Regions from separate parts of the Homo sapiens genome. Here region 2 is linked to region 1. Evidence: read pairs that join two places in POLR2A ChIA-PET (ENCODE). Cell type or tissue: MCF 10A. All regions are shown on one strand. Region 1 overlaps LYRM1 (LYR motif containing 1). Region 2 overlaps DNAH3 (dynein axonemal heavy chain 3).

What was found. Peaks named below come from ENCODE experiments on the same cell type or tissue, not always from the same donor. Only the 100,000 strongest peaks of a DNase experiment are listed, where the experiment ranks them.
Region 2: POLR2A ChIA-PET joins it to region 1 with 5 read pairs; 7 of 35 experiments call an interaction of 5 or more read pairs at or near these places.

The regions. Positions count from the first base shown.
Region 1 is chr16:20,904,070-20,909,069 of GRCh38, reverse strand. The region is part of intron 1 of LYRM1 (LYR motif containing 1); the gene reads right to left. Among named protein-coding and RNA genes, the nearest start is that of LYRM1, 5.8 kb to the right of the region's middle. In MCF 10A, no CTCF peak of the experiment used is centred here; a DNase peak (open chromatin) is centred at 2,419.
Region 2 is chr16:21,140,007-21,145,006 of GRCh38, reverse strand. It overlaps DNAH3 (dynein axonemal heavy chain 3), which reads left to right. Exons shown (of 62, transcript NM_001347886.2): 5 at 3,635-3,707; 6 at 4,297-4,471. Among named protein-coding and RNA genes, the nearest start is that of DNAH3, 8.3 kb to the left of the region's middle. In MCF 10A, no CTCF peak of the experiment used is centred here; no DNase peak of the experiment used is centred here.

The DNA.
Region 1 (5,000 bases):
TAGATATACAATACAAACTGTATATTAGAAAAGCCCATCAAACCCATAATTTTGAGTGATTTAGATTTTATGTGATATACAGCTTCCTTTAAAGAAATGAATTAGAAAACTTTTTAAGCTAGTTTAAAATATAGGTAAACAGCAAAAACTGTGATGTGGACTCTGAAGTTTGGGAGCTACTGCTCTAAGGTGCCTTGCCATGTCATACTTCTGTCTGTCTTGGCTGAGTCTTCCTCTGCCTACAATGTCTCCTTTCTGCTAGCCACCCCACACCATCAAACAGACACCTACTTGCTATTAAGCTTTTCCAAAGCAACCTTTTCCTTGCTTCTATCATGGCCAGCAGATAGTTCTGCATTTCTTTCACTCTGTTTTTTCTTCTCTGAGTCTGAATTCCTGAAGGGCAGGGATTGTATCTTGTTCATTACAGTAAGAAAAATATTAAAAGTTACATTTGCTTTGCATTTACTGTGTGCCAGATAATTTGCTAGGTACTCTATATATGCAGATACTACCATTATCCCCATTTTACAAAGGAGGAACCTGATGCAGAGACTAAGTAACTTGTCCAAGGTCACACAGCTAACAATAGGCAGGGCTAGGATTCAAACTCAGCTGGTCTGAAGTCAGAGCCCATGCTTTTAATCACGAAATACACTGTTCAATCTCAATAAATGTTGAATGTCTGTTGATTGCTTTAAAGAGCTTAGCTAGTTGTGACAAAGGGAACTAAATAATTCTAGTCCCTTTCTATACAAAGAGCAAAGGAAGCAATTTTTTTGCACATTGATGTGAATTCCAATAGCCTTCCCCATTTGCCACCTGCCCCTGCTCCTAACCTGCAACCGCCCTTTTTAATTATGTTACACACCAGCATGCTCTAAGCAGGCTGGGCACATGGCTGCACCGCTTTGCTCTTCCATTCCCCGTGGCAACCCTGTCCCCTCTGACTCCAATGGAGCCAACATAAAAGCCACCAGTGCAGGGGCTCACTACAGTGCTACTACCTGGTAGGCCTTACTCTTCCCTTCCAAGGATCCATCCATCCATCCACTCACTCAACATTTATTGAAGGTCCACCATGTGCCAGACACCTGCCGTTTCTGGGGATACAGTGATAAATAAGCAGCCATGGTCCCTACCCTCCTTGAGCTTATATTCTAGTGGCATAGGCAGATGATGTACAAGAACAAGAATTTCAGACAGTCATATGTGCTCTGAAGAGTAATAAGATACAAATGACCAGAGGTGGGGGTTATTTTCTGGGTGGTCAGTGACATTTGAGCTGAGTCCTGAATGGTGTGATGGAACCTAATAACGGACCCAGGTAAGGGGAAGCTGGTGCAAGTAGAGGGAACAACAGGAGCAAAGGATGTGACGTGGGAATCGACTTCAAAGATGAACATGAGGCAGGGCATGGTGGCTCATGCCTGTAATCCCAGCACTTTGGGAGGCTGAGGTGGGAGGATTGCTTGAACCCAAGAGTTTGAGACCAGCCTGGGCAACACGGGGAGATCCCATCTCCATTGAAAAATAAAAACATTAGCCAGGCATGGTGGCTCATGCCTATAAGCCCAACACTTTCAGAGGCTGAGGTGGGAGGATCCCTTGAGCCCAGGTGATAAAGGCTGCAGTGAGCTATGATCACGCCACTGCACTCAAGCCTGGGCAACAGAGTCAGACTCTATCTCAAAAAATGAAAATAAAAAAGATGAACATGAATGCAACAAGAGCCTTTGGGAAAGGGGCCACAGGTCCACAGAATCCAGCACAGGTTGGGGGTAGGCCTTGGAAAGGCACTTTGTTTCTGGTCTTAAGCGCAAAAGACACTGGTAGATTTTATGCAAGCTGGAGTAACACGGTCTGATTTATATCTTTTTAAATACACTGTATATCAAACTACTGTATATCATAACTACTTATAATTCCAACACTTGTACAGATGGTGAAACAAGATCTTGCCTAATGCCCCTAATTAGTTGACAGGAGTCAGGGTCAAGAGCCAAAAAAGCTGGATGATCATTTTCCTGACTGACCACAAGCTTTTCTATTTTGGAGTCAGTAATGGGGACTCATAATGGGCAGCGATCAGTCTAAAAAACAAAAACAAAAACCAAACACCAAACACCCACCCACTCTGCCACTCACTGTCCAAAGTGCAGTGAGAGGGTCTGGGGAGGTTCCAAGAACTTACTGTACAAGGCATACCCAGACACTTGGTGTTTCTACAGGAGGACTATGGAAAGATCTGCTGGTATGAGGGGCCTCATCCACTGTGCCCTTTTACCCCACCTCTGGAACAGTTCCTCTGCCTTTGGAAAGACCATTGCAGCATGAACACTTAGGAATTTAAGAGCAGAGATGAAAATTCCCTTTCCCCAGCTGAGATTTATAGAAGTATGACTCTGGTCTCAGGAATGTCCAAATTCCAAATGCTGGACTCTCATGAGGCTTTGCCTTCTAAAGAAAATGTGTTGCAGTACAAATAAGAAATGGGACAAAGGCAAGAGGAATTTACCCTGATTTTCAAGCCCCAGGAAGTTAAACACCCCTTTCCATTTATTTCAGGAAAGACCTACCCCTAGGTGGAATTTTTTCCCTCATCAGAACTCATGACCGTAGTATAGTCAAATTTCTCTCCCAAGTACTTTATGATTTTTTAGCAAGGAGGGGGAATCATAAACTCCACCCAAATGAGATCATGGTCTTCTGTATGTGCAATGTCCCTCTTTTTGCCATAGGAAGCCTCTCTACTTCATACAACTGAAATACCCTTTCTTTGCCTATTTGCTGCTTCCACCTTTTGACTTCCATCACTTCTGGACGGGTGCCCTTTTCACACTGGGGCTGGGTCAGTGTCCCGGCTATGTGCACTCCTGGCACCTCTGGCATACCCCTGTCATAATGTTCATCCTACTCTATCATAATTTTGCATGACTTACCTTTCTTTTTCCACCATGTGTGTGTTGCAGGGAGTAGGAGGTGGGGAGAGCAGGGGGAGATTTGGGACTGTCTTGTACATTACATGCCTAGGCTGGCACATAGTTGGAACATGACAAATATGTATTAGAAGAATAAATTTACACACACAGAATGGTCATTGATAACGTATGTTCTCATCCTGAGATACACACGATGGTATCTGGACAAGCTTCCCAACTGATGATCCCAGAGCATTGAAGGGTTAAATACTAATTAACCCTTACTAGGATGCTTTCAAGAGCAGTGTGTGTCAGGATAAAGAACTGGAGACTCAGTGTTACTTGGGGAGGAATCCTCATCAGTTTCATCCAGAACAGCGTAAGAGACACAGCTATGATGTAACCCTCACTCTTAAGTTTTCTTAAGGCTGGTTAGGGTTTGTCCACTGGACTGAAATACCTTATAATATTTCCATGAAGTTTAGAACCAAACATAGAAGAATGGGGTTCTGATACTTTTTTCCTGAAAAAATCCTTTTGGGGAATAAGGTCCACTATACTCAATGATCATGGGTTAAAATCAATCTAGAAAACTGTGACTTAAAACTATCATTTGGAAAACCTCTACAGAATTGAAATGCTCTTGCTAATGTCAGAGCAACCAGATGTTCTTGCCCTGTATAGCAGAGTAGGGAATGTCTGTCCCATTTGTAAGGAATAGCAGATATAATACAAAATAAATGAACATTTATTTTGGGCTCTGGGCGGACAAGGCTGGGTTTGAATCTTGACTTTACCCCATTGGGCAAATTATTAACTGCCTGAGACTTGGTTTCTTAGAATGTACAATGGGGTAATAGCAGAACCCCTTTCAGAGTCGTAAGGATTATTCATGAAATAATCCATGTAACATCACTTAGCACTGAGAGTTAACAAAGGCAAATGTTACCTGAATAGGAGGAAACAGAGGAAGAACAACGAGGTCTCTTTTATCTATGCTAAGCTTTGTCTGAATAGGAGAGAAATGTGTGGCCTGTTGGTGAATTTATTGCTTTGTGGTAGTAATGGATTTTCCTAAAGCTGTTTCCCTCTGATCATTAATAATCCCTGTACAGCAAAGGACTATTGTTCTTTGGTATGAGTAAATAACCCTGTTGGAAGCACCGCTTATCTTCAGACCACAGCGCATACTTCTTACTGGAAATATAATGCAGGTGCCAACACCAAAGGCATGACCAGGCTTCCCTTCCTATTTTTCTTCCTTTATCTCTTACTCCTTGTTTATCCCTCAGGGCACTTTTCTCTTAGATCTGTTATACTCCCTCCTTTTTGGTGTACACCCATATTCTTACCCCAATCCAATAACCTTTAAGTGAAATTGTTCTCCATACATTTCTGGTCCCATATCCTCCTATCAATTAAACACACACACACACACACACACACACACACACACAACCACAGACTTATTTCCTGTTTCAGATTCAGTTTTTGGTTACTAGAATCCAAAAAGGGAAGTGTAATGCCTCACATGCCACACACTGTTTTGCAAATTTCAGGATATGCTTGTGTGGTATACTTAATCATACCGCAGCTATTTTATGAAACAGCATCTTTTTACACAGAAAATGATAAGAATATGGTCTGTCAGCAATAGGGGGCAGGGAGGAGAGGGTGGATGGCATTTTTATTTTACCTAAGGGAAAATAATTTAGTTTAGGCCCTGTAATATGGGAAGTTTTTAGAACACGGGGCCAAAACAAAAAATGTCTGAAAGACTTCTAAAATGTCTATCCCAAACAAGATCACAGGAGGCAAGCACACCCATTCTAAATATATCATACCAGCACCGGAGCGCACACAAGATTATATTTGTACAGGGGAACTCCAATCAGGCTACTGTAACCAAGATAACAACCAATAGATATACAGCTATTTTTCCCATCAGGGATAGAAGTTCTAAATGAAAAGTTATGGGCCCCTCAATTCAAAAGAAATGGAAGTATGTTTCCTTATTAGCATATTTTAACAGGCAAAGAAAAGGTACGGGTCAGTCAGAGGTGGTGAAAAAGCAGTCAC
Region 2 (5,000 bases), 240 kb before region 1:
CTGAGTAGCTGGGACTACAGGCCACACCTGGCTATTTTTTTTTGTATTTTTAGTAGAGATGGGGTTTCACTATGTTGGCCAGGCTGGTCTCAAACTCCTGACCTCAGGTGATCCACCTGCCTCAACCTCCGAAAGTGCTGGGATTACAGGCATGAGCCACTGTGCCTGGCCTGGAGTGAAATTTTTACTCCTGGATTCTGATCCTGGCTCCCCTTTTGCTGAAGCTAACTTTGGAGACTTTGCAAAGCCTCACTCTCCTCCTTATCTATGGAGGAAATGATTGCAAACGGCTAACATTTATAGACCATTTACATATACCAGGCACTGTTCTATGTACTTGTGTTATTGTTTGCATGATAAGTTATTCCAAAATTCTGTGGCTTAAAAGAACCAGTATTTGTTATCTTACAATTTCAGTGGGGCAGGAACGTGGGCATGGCTGAATTTGTAGTGCTGGCTCAGGGCCCCTCACTAGCGTACAATCAAGGCATACACCAAGGCCACCATCATCTAAAGGCAACTAGGGAAGGATCCTCTTCCAGGCTCACTCATGTCATCAGGTCCTTGCTGGCTGTTGGCCATAGACACCAGTTTCTTGCCACACGGGTCTCTCCCTTAGAACAACTCACAACATGGCTTCTGGCTTCCCTTAGAGCGAGGGAGGGGGAGAGAAAGAGAGAGAGCCAGCAAGAGAGAACCCATAGGCTTTTTTGGAACTTAATCTTGGAAGTGACATCTTGTCACTTTTGCCACATTCTATTTGTTAGGAGTCACTAGTTCTAGCCCATACTCAAGGGGAGAGGATTACACCACAAAGGGGTGTTACCAGGAGATGGGGATCATTGGGGGCTGTCTTGGAAGCTGCTTACCACAGCACCTTGTATGTATTAATTTAATTCCCACCAAGCATAGGTATATTGGCATAAGGATATCCTTTAGTAATTTTTGTTGGATGTATGTTGGCACTCTTGATCTGCTCTCTGTCTCAAACTCATTTTTATATTTTTCATTGTTTTCTCTGTGCTACGTCTGGGTGAGTTTCTTAATTACATCTTCCAATTTACTAATTTTCTCTTCAACTCTGTTCAGTCTTGAGTTTTTCATGTCTAATGAGTGTTTTTTGTTTAAATGACTATCTTTCCATTTCAAATTTTCTGATTACTTATGGTTTTCTACCTCCCTTTTCCAACTCCTGATTCCATTCTTATTGTCATAGCCCTTTCAATATCACTTGGAGGATTTCTTTTTCCCAAGTGGTTCTTACCAGTGTTATTTGTGTATTACATACACACCCACAGTCTCTAGGATGCTGCTTTTGCATGTTCCTGCTTTAAGGACATGTAGCAAATAATTAATGCCCAAATGTTCAAGATCATGATACACAGAACCTTAAGTTTGCTGCTCTAATTGGTAATTTCATGGTCATCATCTTAGTTCCTTTTGGGCTGCTATAACAAAGAATCATAAACTGAGTGGCTTATAAACTACAGAAATTCATATCTTGTGGTTCTGGAGTCTGTAAAGTCCGAGATCAAGGTACCAACAGATTCAGTCTATGATGAAGGTCCTCTTCCTGATTCATAGACATCTGTCTTCTCTATCTTCTTGCTGCATGCTCACATGGGAGAAGGGGTGAGAAATCTTTTTGCTGTTTTTTTTATAAAGGCACAATCTCATTCATAAGATGGAGCCCTCATGACCTAGTCACCTCCCAAGAGTCCCACCTCCAAATACCATCATGCTGGGGATTAAGGTTCAACATACTAATTTTGACAAGACATTAGCTTTCAGTCTGTAGCAGTCTTTAATAATTTTCTTAGTCCAAAATTATTAATATCTGTGAAGAACTAGTGCTATTGCTTCCCAGGTTTCATTGTCCCCAAAATTCTCAGGCAAGCCAGAGTCTTTGAATATAAAGTACTAAGATGCTTTCTTCAGAGCGGCACTGGTGTCTGTTATTCATGTCCTTGCTTGAGATGATTTCTGCTTATTATTCATTAAAATACATTTGTACTTGGAGGATCTTAAAAATTTATTTTGGAGCAATATTGTTATTGCTGTATTATTTCCATTTTGTGAATCTGTACCTTGATTGTTGTGTTTATTGAGAGGGTTGCTTGCCCCCAGGAGTTGGAGACCAGCCTGGGTAACATGACAAAACCCCGTCTCTACAAAAGATAGGAAAATTAGCCAGGTGTGGTGGCATGCGCCTGTACTCCTAGCTACTCAGGAGACTGAGGTGGGAGGATCACCTGAGCCTGGGTGGTTGAGGTTGCAGTGAGCTGAAATCATGCCACTGCACTCCAGCACAGGCAGCAGAGTGAGACCCTGTCTCAAAAAAAAAAAAAAAAAGGATTTTTGTATTGTTGTTATATGTGGACTATTTTGAGAAGTTCAAAGATAGACACTTTAGGAAGTAATATCTAATTAAAGTTGAATAATATAGTTTTTATATCACTTATTGAATTAATTGTAGCTACCTTCTATTTATTGCAAATGATATTGGTTTTTCTACTTGCAATAAATATGTACTTATTTTTTATTTGTGATAATCATAAAATTTCTTTTAAAAATAAATGTACTAAGTTTATTTTATTTATGTATGTATGTATGCATGTATGTATGTATGTATATTTTTTGAGACGGAGTTTCGCTCTCATTGCCCAGGCTGGAGTGCAATGGTGCTATCTTGGCTCACTGCAACCTCCGTCCCCAGGGTTCAAGCGATTCTTCTGCCTCAGCCTCCTGAGTAGCTGGGATTACAGGCGTGTGCCACCATGCCTGGCTAATTTTTGTATTTTTAGTAGAGATGGGGGATTTCACCATGTTGGTCAGGCTGGTCTCCAACTCCTGACCTCGTGATCTGCCTGTCTCGGCCTCCCAAAGTGCTGGGATTACAGGCATGAGCCACCGTGTCCGGCCTATTTTATTTTTTATTTTATTTATTTATTTTTGAGACGGAGTCTCACTCTGTCGCCCAGTATGGAGTGCAGTGGCACGATCTCGGCTCACTGCAACCTCCACCTCCTGGGTTCAAGCAATTCTCCCTGCCTCAGCCTCCCAAGTAGCTGGGTCTACAGGCGCTCGCCGCAATGCCCGGCTAATTTTTGTATTTTTCAGTAGAGATGGGGTTTCGCCATGTTGGCCAGGCTGGTCGTGAACTCCTGACCTCAGGTGATCTGCCTGCCTTAGCCTCCCAAAGTACTGGGATTACAGGCATGAGCCACCGTGCCTGGCCAAATGTACTAAGTTTAAATGCCCAGGTCTACTTAAAGAGAAATATTAAACAGTAATATAACAGGTGTTTAGAAAATAGAGCATACAATATTGGAGAGTACATGAAACAAGCAGTTATTAATTCTTGCCAAATGTATGAACGAATGGAAGATACGCACATCCCCACTTTACAGTTGAGGAAGCTGAGGTCCGGAGTGATGAAGCCAGTTCTTCAGGGTCACACAGGTAATCAGTGATGCACATGAGACCTGAGCCCACATCTCCTGCCACGTCACACCGTACCATGTCCGCTCCCCTTAGTGTGCTCCTGGACTGTTCCGAGAGTCATGCCCCTGTGGACGGAGAATGGCCCAAGGCCATTGCCCATCACTGATGTCTTTCTTCTCCATTCTTCCAGGAAATAGAAGCTCATCAGAGCCCATGAGGAAAAAAACGAAGTTTTCCTCCAGAAACAAAGAGGATTCCACTAGGTAAGATATCACTGTGGGCACCAGAGAAGGCAGGACGGTGGGCTGAACAGAAGGATGTGGTCTCACTAAAGCCACACTCTGCTTCTTGGCTTCAAAGCATTCCCAGATAATCATATTCTTATCCACGAATCACTTTAATCAAAAAAAAAATTTTTTTTTTTGAGATGGAGTCTTGCTCTGTTGCCCGGGCTGGAGTGCAGTGGCATGATCTCAGCTTGCTGCAACATCTGCCTCCCGGGTTCAAGCGACTCTCCTTCCTTAGCCTCCTGAGTAGCTGGGATTTCAGGTGCATGCCACCAGGCCTGGCTGATTTTTGTATTTTTAGTAGAGACGTGGTTTCACCATGTTGGCCAGGCTTTTTGAGATTGTAGACAAAAATAAACCAACTGAACAAAACCATGCTAAAATACCTATGAGGTGTTCAGTCATTAGGGTCATCTTGGAAGTATACACACATGCCATTAGATGACACAGAGGAGAGAGGCTTCTATTTGCAGAACCACACTCATCAGGCTAGGGAAAGTAGGCAACACCACAGCACCTCTCTGGAGAACCAAACACCAAGGGCTGAGCTGTGTCTACTTTTCAGGATCAAGTTGGCCTTCAAGACGTCAATCTTCTCACCCATGAAGAAGGAGGTAAAGACATCTTTGACGTTCCCAGGAAGCAGACCAATGAGTCCAGAACAGCAGCTCGATGTCATGTTACAGCAGGAGATGGAAATGGAAAGTAAAGAAAAGAAGCCATCTGAATCGGACCTGGAGGTACGTTCCTGTTGCCCCCTTTCCCTCGGTTTGCTGAGGGTTACTCTCGGCATCTCAGTGATTCTAAATTCAGGGAGAACAGCAGAATCACCTGGGAAATGTTTGAAAAACACCAAAGTCTAGACCCAAGACAGGCTACTGAAGAGGGCGCATGTTTGTGTGCTTGTGCGAGTGAGAGAGAAGGAGAGAGAGTGTGTGTACATGTTCTCTGCCCTAGTAAGTGATGGAAATTGATACCTTGAGTCCTTTTAGAATATAAGTTGCAAAAATAGTGGCCCATAGGCTGGGGGTGCCAGATTTTGCAAGACAAAAAATGGGACACATAGTTAAATTCAAATTTTAGGTAATGAATAACTTTTTAGTATAAGTATATCCCAAAGCATCCCATATTTTATATGGGATCTCTATCATAGGCTGAATTTGGCCTGTAGATGTGTTTTAAGAATGAGGTGGCTGGGCATGGTGGCTCACACCTGTAATCCCAGCACTTTGGGAGGCCGAGGCAGGTGGATCACTTGAGGTCAGGAGT